Regions from separate parts of the Homo sapiens genome. Here region 2 is linked to region 1. The links are chromatin contacts, found by Hi-C or POLR2A ChIA-PET in ENCODE. All regions are on one chromosome and are shown on one strand. The core of a region is the stretch at or near the end of the contact, and the rest is flanking DNA. Distances in the headings are between cores, read along the strand shown.

Region 1 (4,810 bases), core at 1,326-3,825:
CACATGTTTGGGGCTTGGGCATCTAGTGTCACATGACTGCCCAAATCCAGTAGATTTCCTCTGCATGGGCCAAGCCCAATCCTCAGTCCGCCCACAGAACTGGCAAAAAAAGAGGAGAAAGCTGCTGGCAATTTTCAGCTCATTCAACAGGGCTTTAAAAAAAAGTCTTTCCTCCTGCAAATCAGAATAATCTAGTCATCATTGCTTCCATTACTTGCTAATATCTTAAAAGTTGATTTTGTAATTTACCCGGGTTTTCTAGTTGTTGAAGTGAGAACCTGGGGCTGCCACTATCTACTGTATTCTGCCCAGGAGCAAAAGTTGACTACCGTAACAATTTAAAATATAAAACATGTATACTAAAAACATCTATAATTAGTCAATATCACTACTCTTCTTTTGACTACTATAAAAACTTTAGAGGAGTAACATTAACATTAAAGAATGTAGGAATGGCAAATATACAAGCAGCCACTACCCCTAGGACTGAGGCAGGTACACATCTGGAAAAGGGCCTTCTCCCAGGGTGAGAGTCACATTTTACTGAAGGTTGACGCCCCCTGCATGGTGGAGAAGTCTGCTTAGGCCCCACAGTCTGGGGCTGGTAGACAGGCAAACTCGCTGCTAGAATGCTGGCAACACTGCTAGCAGACCACCTATTAGACTGCCAGTGATGAACTTTCTTGAACCCACTCACTGTGTTGCTGTGGAAGTCACTGGGAAGCCACCTGCTGGGGTGCCCGTAGAACTTGCTGGAAGCTGTGCTAACTGCTAGGTAAGTGGCCCCTCACCTGCAAACCACCCACTGGCTGCCACAGGAGCCGGAAGAGTAAAGCAACAGAACCAGAAAGAGAAGCCCCTTCCTCCTGCTGGTCTTTCCAGGGCCCTGTACTGTCAAGGACTAACATTGCAACAGCTGGGGTCCAGCTCTACATCCCAAAGGAGGGCACAGAAGAATGGATTAAGAGCCAAGAGGAATACATTGATAATTGGCACAGATTTTCTTTTGCTCACCGTTGCTACTTGCACCCCATCCTTCCTGTGTTTATAGTTTGATTTCTGAAGTACATCCTTTAGCAATTATTTTAGCGCGGGTCACTGGATAAATTTTCTCAGCTTTGTCCATCCCAAATTGTCTTTATTTTACCCTCCTCCTTGAATAATAGTTTAGCTGGGTATTAAATTCTACACTGACTGGTCATTTTCCTAAGTACTACAAAAATATTATTTCATGTCTTCTGATCTTTGTGGCTCTTATTAAAATTTTTGCTCTTAGTTTAATTATTTGTAGGCAATCTGTCTCTTGTTGCTTTGAAGATTTTTTTTTTTTTTCTGGTCTGGAGTTTCCTATCAATGTTCCAGGTTTTTATCTTATTTGGGAGTCTGTGTTTCTTCCATCGGTGGAGTCATTTTCAGAAAATCTCTATCAATTCTGGAAAAATCTCTCCCATTAACTTTCCAAACATTGCCTTCCTAGTTCACTCTGTTTTGTCTTTCTGGAACTCCTATTATCTGCATTTCAATGCTTTTTATTCTTTTCTCTATGTATTTTATAGATATTTTTGTCTAACTTTCTGTGCTGAATTCTGTGCAGATTACTCAGTTCTTCTTGTCCACTATTTTCTCTACAGCTATGTTTAATCAGCTACTGAGCTCATTCTTTGAAGGCTTGTTTTTCATTTGTAAAAGTTTTATTTGGTTATTTTTCGAATCTGCCTGTTCTTGTCAAGTCTCTCCTTTTTCTACTAATTTACAAATTTTCTTTTAAGCGTATTTATAATCTTTTCTTTTGGATTGTTTTATTATCAGAAGTTACTTTAGTTCTAAGCCCATTCTAAATTCTTTATTCTAAGTACTTTAGTTCTAAGCCCATTTAGTTCTAAGCCTGGTTCTAAATTCATTATTGTATTTTACTGTATATTTGACAATACTTAAGGGTTGTTCCGTTGTGAGTTTTTAAATTTTGGATTGGATGTATATTCAGTATTTCGCTTTTTGGAGAATGCTATGCCACCTTGGTTGAGGAAGTAACCCTTCATAATGTTTTTGTGTTTACTCATGCTAGGTAATATAAATTTGTATCTTTAATAGCATAGGCCAGAGATTTTTGATGTCTCAGTGGTATCAGTCTGGGTCTAATCGGGAGACAGAAACCACACATAATAACTTAAATAAGTTAATTTACTATAAGGCATTATTAAGCTATGTTAACAGAGTAACTAAAATGATGTAAAGGGAATGCTACATTGAGACTCTAGGGCTGAGAGAGAATACCCAAGGAAGGGCACATTTGGATAGGATGGGGCCTTCTTGAGGCTGGGGTTCAAAACTCATTGGCAAAGATGTGGCTGCAGCTCACAGGAAGGAGAGGAGTTTACTGCGGCCCATCCGCAGTTGCTGGGCAAACAGGAAACACAAGGTGTAAAGTCTGGAGCATGGGAAGTCTGTGTCAGGAGGACCATGGAAAGGTGGTCACAGGACTGGCTGGAATGGTGAGGTCACCGAGGGACCGTGCAGAACACCACTGGATGTCCCCCTTCACCCACCCTGCTGACCAACCCTGCAGCAGGAGCAATAAAAAGCCAAACCCCTCACACAGAAACCAGGAAGAGAAGCCCTTTTCCTCCTGCAGTGTCCCTCCAGTGCCCTCTGCTGACAAGTATAGTATGATCCTTACTGTGAAGGAGAAAGGCTTACAGTGTTCAGACTGTGATCCCAGACCAGGTATTACAAGTTCAAAGCTGAGAGGCAATAAATTAATAAATGCCTCAATTTATCAATCCATCTGGATTGGTATATTTTCTTCTCCAGAATGTGAGCAAAGACACCCTTGATCTATTTGCCAGTAAATTGATTATTGTTAGTCCACCTTTCTCTGCAGGTGCCACCCTTTGAGAGTTCAGGTTTTAAGCAGCGGCCCTGTTCCCACTCCCTACCTCATGTGGACTCAAGGACTTCTTTCCTTTTCCCACGCGGGCATTAAAGCCGGCGCCCCTAGGAAACTGATGTCAATATCTTCTCATCCAATTTGGCAGCTGCTCATCACTTACTACTTTTCTTTTATGGTCTCTTTTCATTTTCATCACTTGGGAATTTCCCTTTCTTGGTTGTGAACGCAGCTGTGCATTAAAAACAAAGTGACACACATTATACCTAGCATTTCTAAGAGGTCTTAGAGGGAAGAGTTCAGTCTCCATTCCTCTGGCAGCTTAACAATACCTGTTCTTGTTCTCTCTTGCAAGTTTCTGGGCCAGATACCTTTTTTTTTCCTCTTTTTTTTTTTTTTTTTTTTTTTTTTTTCCAGAAAAGGTCTGGCTCTATCACCCAGGCTGGAGTGCAGTGGCACTATCTCAGCTCACTGCAACCTCTGCCTCCTGGGCTCAAGCAGTCCTCCCACCCCAGCCTCTTGAGTAGCTGGACTATAGGCATGCACCACCATGCCCAGATCATTTTTGTATTTTTTATGGAGACGGGGTTTTGCTATGTTGCCCAGGCTGTTATTGAACTTGTGAGTTCAAGCAATCACCTGCCTCAGCCTCCTAAAGTGCTGGAATTAGAGGAGTGAGCCGCCACGCCCAGCCTTGGGCCAGAAAACTTCTTGAGACATATGCTAGAAGATTTAAAATGTAAATAAAATAACCCTCACTGCGAGTTGCATTATTTTATTTTAGCATATCATCAGACCATGGCTGCTAGTTTAGGTGATTAATAGCTAGACTATCTCAAGCTTGGTGAAGTGGCTTGTACAGTGCTTGTCACCTGTAACTTTCATATGTGCATTTTTAAAACACTGCAGAGATGAATTTGTGGCAGCAAGAAGGGATTTTAATCTCCACCTGAGGGCTCTGCATACTTTGGTGGGTGTGTAACCAATTTCCATTTCATTAGTTATGTAAGATGTGACTTAACTCAATAACTGGATCCGACCCACATTTCTGATTTACTTCAGCAATGTATTAGCAAACATATAGGTTACGCTATGCATTGGCCTTACCCTTAGTTTAATTTTGGAGGTTGGTGTATTGTTTTACTGGGGAAACGTGTGCCCTAGAAATGTAAGGAGACTTTCCTCTGAGCTTCTGACACATTTTGCATACATCTAGACTATACTGCCTATCAATTGCAATGTAGTTTTTGTTTACTTGCTGACATTCCCTTCCAATTAGATCTTTGAGGATGAGATCTTTTTATCTGCCCCAGGGCCTCACACAGCTGCAGAAAGGAGATGATAATTAAATAATTTTTGAGTAAAGCACATTTTGCCTAGGATCATACAACTAGAAGTAACTCAGCATAACTTGTGTGTGCACCCACTATACTTCAGTACTTTAACTGCAGCAAAAGGCATGTGAGGGAATTATGGCTGGGTAGGTAAGCAGATTCCAGATCTTTGAATATTTCGTATACCATACTTGGATTTTTGAGTTCTCTTAAGGCCATGGGGAACCATTCAGGAGTTTCCATGTGAAGGGTGAGATGATGAGAAATGCATTTGTAAAGATCAATTTGTTGGTTTTATGTAGATCCTATAACCATTTAAATGGCTCTTATGAAATATTGGTGGAATGAGAATGAATACAAGAATGAATCAGGAGGTGCACCTTGGCTCTCCACAGTACACTTTGGTTCTATTGTCTGAGACAGAGTGCTAGCTGGGAGGTGTTTTGGACTGAACTGTGGCCTCTCCAAATTCATATGTTGAACTCCTAGCTCAGGACCTCAGCATGTGACAGTATTTGGAGATACCAAAGAGGTAATTAAGTTAACATGAGACCATTAGAGTGGGCCCTAATCCAATCTGATGGGTGTC
Region 2 (4,810 bases), core at 1,282-3,781, 610 kb before region 1:
CTGTTTCACACGGTCACTTATCTTTATTTTGAGGGAGTCTGTTTTCTAGGGCACCATCATTTTCTTTCTGCCTTTGTGACTGCCTTTGCAGGCTCCTTCCCGTGGCTAAGCTTTAGACACTGCTGTTTCCTTTCAGCTTCATGTTGCCACTGCCATGTAAGTGCTTTGCTGTTTCCATGAATTCAAGGTCACAGTCAAACTCATTCCTCTCCTTTTTCAAACCTTTGTGTCCCTTTTGTTGCCTCCAGTTTCTTTCAATTTGATAGTGCCACCATCCATTTCATTCACCCTGACTGGAAATACGGGGCTTGTCCTTACCTTTCTTCATTCCTAGTATAAATTTCTAAGTGTGGTTTTTTTTTTTTGAGACAGAGTCTTGCTCTGTCCAGGCTGGAGTGTAGTGGTGCAGTCTCGGCTCGCTGCAACCTCTGCCTCCTGGGTTCAAGTGAATAGCTGGGAATACAGGCGTGCACCACCACGCCCAGCTAATTTTTGTATTTTTAGCAAATGGGGTTTCACCATGTTGGCCAGGCTGGTCTTGAACTCCTGACCTTGTGATCTGCCCACCTCAGCCTTCTAAAGTGCTAGGATTACAGGCATGAGCCACTGCGCCCGGCCGTGTGGCTCTATTTTTTTTTAAATGTTTCTCAGGCTGGGCACAGTGGCTCATGCCTGTAATCCCAGTACTTTGGGAGGCCAAGGTAGGTAGATCACTTGAACTGAGGAGTTTGAGACCAGCCTGGGCAACATGGTAAAACCCTGTCTCTACAAAAAGAAAGTTTATCATAGCTATCCCTTATTCCTCATTTTAGCTTCTATCTGATCTTCCCAATTATTGTGTTCCATTACCCCATTTGTAAATTGAACTGTTGAAACTCCCATTTTATTATACCATTTATTGCTCTAAAACCACAACAAGCAGCTGCTCCAGGTCACAGGATTGAGCCCAGATTCCTCAGCCTGGCCCTTATAATCTAGTTTTATTCTGCCTGAACCATTTCACTGTAGATTTTTTTTTTTTTCCAAGACGAAGTATCTGTCCCCCAAGCTGGAGTGCAGTGGCACTATCTCAGCTCACTGCATCCTCCGCCTCCTGGGTTCACGTGATTCTCCTTCCTTGGCCTCCCAAGTAACTGGGACAACAGCGTGTGCCACCATGTTCAGCTGATTTTTTTGTATTTTTAGTAGAGATGGAGGTTTCACTTTGTTGGCCAGGCTGGTCTCAAACTCCTGTTCCTCAGGTGATCCTCCAGCTTCAGCCTCCCGAAGTGCTGGTATTATAGGTGTGAACCACCACACCCGGCCTTCACTGTAGATTTTTATCTCCTGGTTTGTTAAAGTTTTTTCTTTTTTGAGATGGAGTCTCGCTGTGACACCCAGGCTGGGGTGCATTGGCATGATCTCAGCTCACTGCAACCTCTGCCTCCCGGGTTCAGGCAATTCTCCTTGATCCGCCCGCCTCGGCCTCCCAAAGTGCTGGGATTACAGGCGTGAGCCACTGCGCCCGGCCTGTTAAAGGTTTTTTGTCGGGGGAGGGGGTCTGCTTTTTTGTGTTACTAACATCTGCTCTGTTGCATTACACATAAAGATTCCAGAAATATTCTTAAATGACTTCTATAATTTAGTTCACAAGCTTTAGCAAACAACAGAATCACCTGGAGGGCTTGTTAAAACACAGGTTGGCCGGGCGTGGTGGCTCCTGCCTGTAATTTCAGTACTTTGGGAGGCCAAGGCTGGCAGATCTTTTGAGCCCAGGAGTTCAAGACCAGCCTGGCCAACATGGCGCAACCCTGTCTCTAAGAAAAATAAAAAAAATTAGCTGAGCATGGCGGCACTTGCCTGTAGTCCTAGCTACTCTGGTGGCTGGCTGAAGTGGGAGAATCACCTGAGCCCAGGAAGTCAAGGCTGCTGCAGTGAGCCATGAATGTGCCACTGCACTCCAGCCTCGGTGAAGTGAGTGAGGCCCTGTCTAAAAATATATATATTTAAAAGAACAAACAAAGAAAAGCACAGGTTGCTGGGAGTCCCACCCTCAGTTTCTTTCTCTGTGGTCTGAGATGGGGGTGAGAATTTGCATTTCTAACAGGCACCCAGCTGGTGCTGCTGCTGCTGGTTTGGGGTCCACACTTAAGAGATCTGCTGCTGTAGTCCACGTGCAGATCCACAACTGGCTTCTGAAGTAATGGGGCTTCAAAGTGAGATTGCCCAAGTTCAAATCTCTGCTTCACCATTTTATTAGCTCTGTGACCTTGGAAGAGTTCCTCAACCTCCAGATCTGTTTCTTCAGTAAAGTGGGGTTAGCAATGGTTCAGACCTCACGGGACTGTTGAAAAGAGTAAATGATTTATTTTGGATAAAGTACCAAGAACAGTGCCTGGTATTTGCAGTGATGATTTGTTCTTTGTTCTCTGATGTTTTTTTCTTTTAAACCTTTTTCAGTAACGCATCCCCAATTAATAGAATTGTACAAATCAGTGGCAATTCCATGCCAAGAGGAAGTGGCTCCGGATTTAAGCCATTTAAGGGTGGACCTCCGCGACGATTCTGAAAATGAGCTCTCTGCCAAGGTTTTAAGATAATTTATTGAAATCTCCTGTAAACTTTACTTGACTACTTATGAAGAGGACCTCTGACTTGCTTGAGAGTTCTGTCAGACTTTTCTTTTTAAAAATTTAACATGATTGCTTTTCTCAATTTTGGAGAAGATGTTTAAATAGTTCTGTTGTAACTTTTAATAGTTTTGTGTATCATTCAACTTTTTTTCTTGCAGCACCGAGGCACATTTGAAAAGATGGAATTGAAGTCGTTTTGTTTAACGCTGTGTGAATATAAAGAGTAGTTTGCAGCTGTGTGGTAGTGGTTTAATTTGCAGCCTTAGCTCTGTGGTGTCTGGCTCTAGAGTTACTTCTTTTTACCAAGCATTTTCAGCCTCCATTTTGAAGGCTGTCTACACTTAAGAAGTCTTAGCTGTCTAATTTTTAGAGAATAAGATTGTTCATTGCATTTCTGAGTATTATGTAACCTATTTTTGCAGAAGGTACTGTTACATTAAGTGCATCTGTGTATCCTGGTTTAAAAAAATGTAATCTTTTTTGAAATAAACCTTCATATTCTGTATAGTTGCTAAAGTGTTGAGAACCTTTTTAATTGTAAAATGAGAACCGATTTTCAGTTTAGTGTAGCAGCACACTTGTTCAGGTTTGCATGGTATGAAACCAAATAGATTCATGAAACCTTGGCCATGAGGTTTGTTTCACAAGGTTCTTAGACCGAGTTGTGCAGGTAAGTGCACTTTTAGGTAATCTGCACTGTTTGTTTGATGGATAAATTCCATCTCTGGGAATTGTGTGGGTATTAATGTTTCCATGTTCCCAACTATGTTGAGAAGTGGAAAAAAACCCAGGTTCTAGATGGGTGAATCAGTTGGGTTTTGTAAATACTTGTATGTGGGGAAGACATTGTTGTCTTTTTGTGAAAATAAAAATCCACACCTGGAAGTGTATGTGTCTTTGTTTTCAGCGTTTTAGGTGTTAGTCGTCCAGTTCTTTCTGTAGTTCAGCCCAAGGTGACTGACTAGATATAGAGCTATAAAGGCATTCTTTTGGTCTTTGTTCTTCAGAAATAAATCTAGCTTAGACTCTTCACCTCAGTAGCTGGGCAGCACATGCTGTTCACATGTTAGAGACTTAACCACTAATCCTATGGCTTTTTTAAAGGCATCTCTTTTAGGAAAGCCCTTCAAGGTAAATGCTGCTCTTTCAAAAAAGCTTCCCACATCCCTTTATATAAATCAGTGAAGAAAAATCCAAATGGTCTAGATTTTGGTAAATTCAGCACTCTCTATGCTCAATACGGTCATGCCCATGAGATGGCTCACACTTCTGAGTGCCGTGGGGCAACCAAGGTTCTGTGGTCTCTGGTCCTTTGGGGAACTTCTCTGGATTTCTTACGTTTTCTGCCATTCCCAGTCCTACAGCTGTGGGAGCAGGTTGGGTGTCTGCGTTGGTGTAGGGGAGGTCTACCTCATTTTTGATCACTACGTGTTGTAGAGTGGCACAGGAGAAGCCTCAGTATCCATTGGAGTGAATGTTGGTGACTTTGGGTTAGAATGTCACTTCTCGTTGTTTCCTCATTTGTAGAGTGGGACTGTGCTTCTTAGAAGGGATTATCATACAGCTGCAAACACTGGCTAAGCGCTTTACGTGCTGGGCAATGTGCTAAGCGTTTGACATATGTTCCCTTGCCTAATACTCAGAAGAATCCTCCTAGCCACAGGTAGAATTACTGACCTGACCAGTTTTCAGATGGGAATCTGGATAGTAACCTGCCTTTTAAACATTAGATCCTTGATTTGTTTCAGTCTTTTCTACACTTATACTGAAGGGTACAAGCCTACAGACACTATAGGTAATTATTTTTTACTCGAGTTGCCATGGCGATGGCTTTAAGTTCAGAAAAGCTGACAAAACCACCTGATATGCTGGCATTGAGGTTGAGTGGCCCTCAACCATCATGGGCAGCAGCTAGCAGCGATCTGGCTGGCTCAGGGTCAACAGTGAAAACCAAATTTGGAGGTTTTTGTTTTGTTTTGTTTTTGTTTTTGAGACAGAGTCTAGCTCTCACCCAGGCTGGAGTATAGTGGCACGATCTCGGCTCACTGCAACCTCCGCCTCCTGGGTTCAAGCGATTCTCCTGCCCCAGCCTCCCGAGTAGCTGGGATTACAGGTGCCAGTCACCACGCCCAGCTATTTTTTTGTATTTTTAGTAGAGACGGGGTTTCACTATGTTGGCCAGGCTGGTCTCGAACTCT

What was found. Hi-C counts contacts between places; a loop is a spot of excess contacts on that map. ChIA-PET counts read pairs that join two places held with the same protein, here RNA polymerase II (POLR2A). Pooled maps may share reads with other maps.
Region 2: a pooled map shows a loop between it and region 1 (2.7-fold over the local background). The contact joins two enhancer-like sites. A Hi-C loop is called at or near these places in 5 of 50 pooled maps. POLR2A ChIA-PET finds 5 or more read pairs at or near these places in 3 of 52 experiments (OCI-LY7, activated naive CD8-positive, alpha-beta T cell and endothelial cell of umbilical vein).

What each region holds. Positions count from the first base shown.
Region 1 is chr15:58,267,971-58,272,780 of GRCh38, reverse strand. No RefSeq gene overlaps it. Among named protein-coding and RNA genes, the nearest start is that of AQP9, 130 kb to the right of the region's middle. RefSeq lists an enhancer at 2,457-2,751. Within about 2 kb of position 2,575, at least 5 of the 41 ENCODE cell types and tissues checked have a DNase peak (open chromatin) inside an H3K27ac peak, as active enhancers do.
Region 2 is chr15:58,877,737-58,882,546 of GRCh38, reverse strand. SLTM (SAFB like transcription modulator) reads left to right here. Exons shown (of 21, transcript NM_024755.4): 21 at 2,440-3,497. The coding sequence ends at 2,548. Among named protein-coding and RNA genes, the nearest start is that of SLTM, 54 kb to the left of the region's middle. RefSeq lists an enhancer at 1,929-2,018 and a silencer at 4,170-4,370. Within about 2 kb of position 2,531, at least 2 of the 41 ENCODE cell types and tissues checked have a DNase peak (open chromatin) inside an H3K27ac peak, as active enhancers do.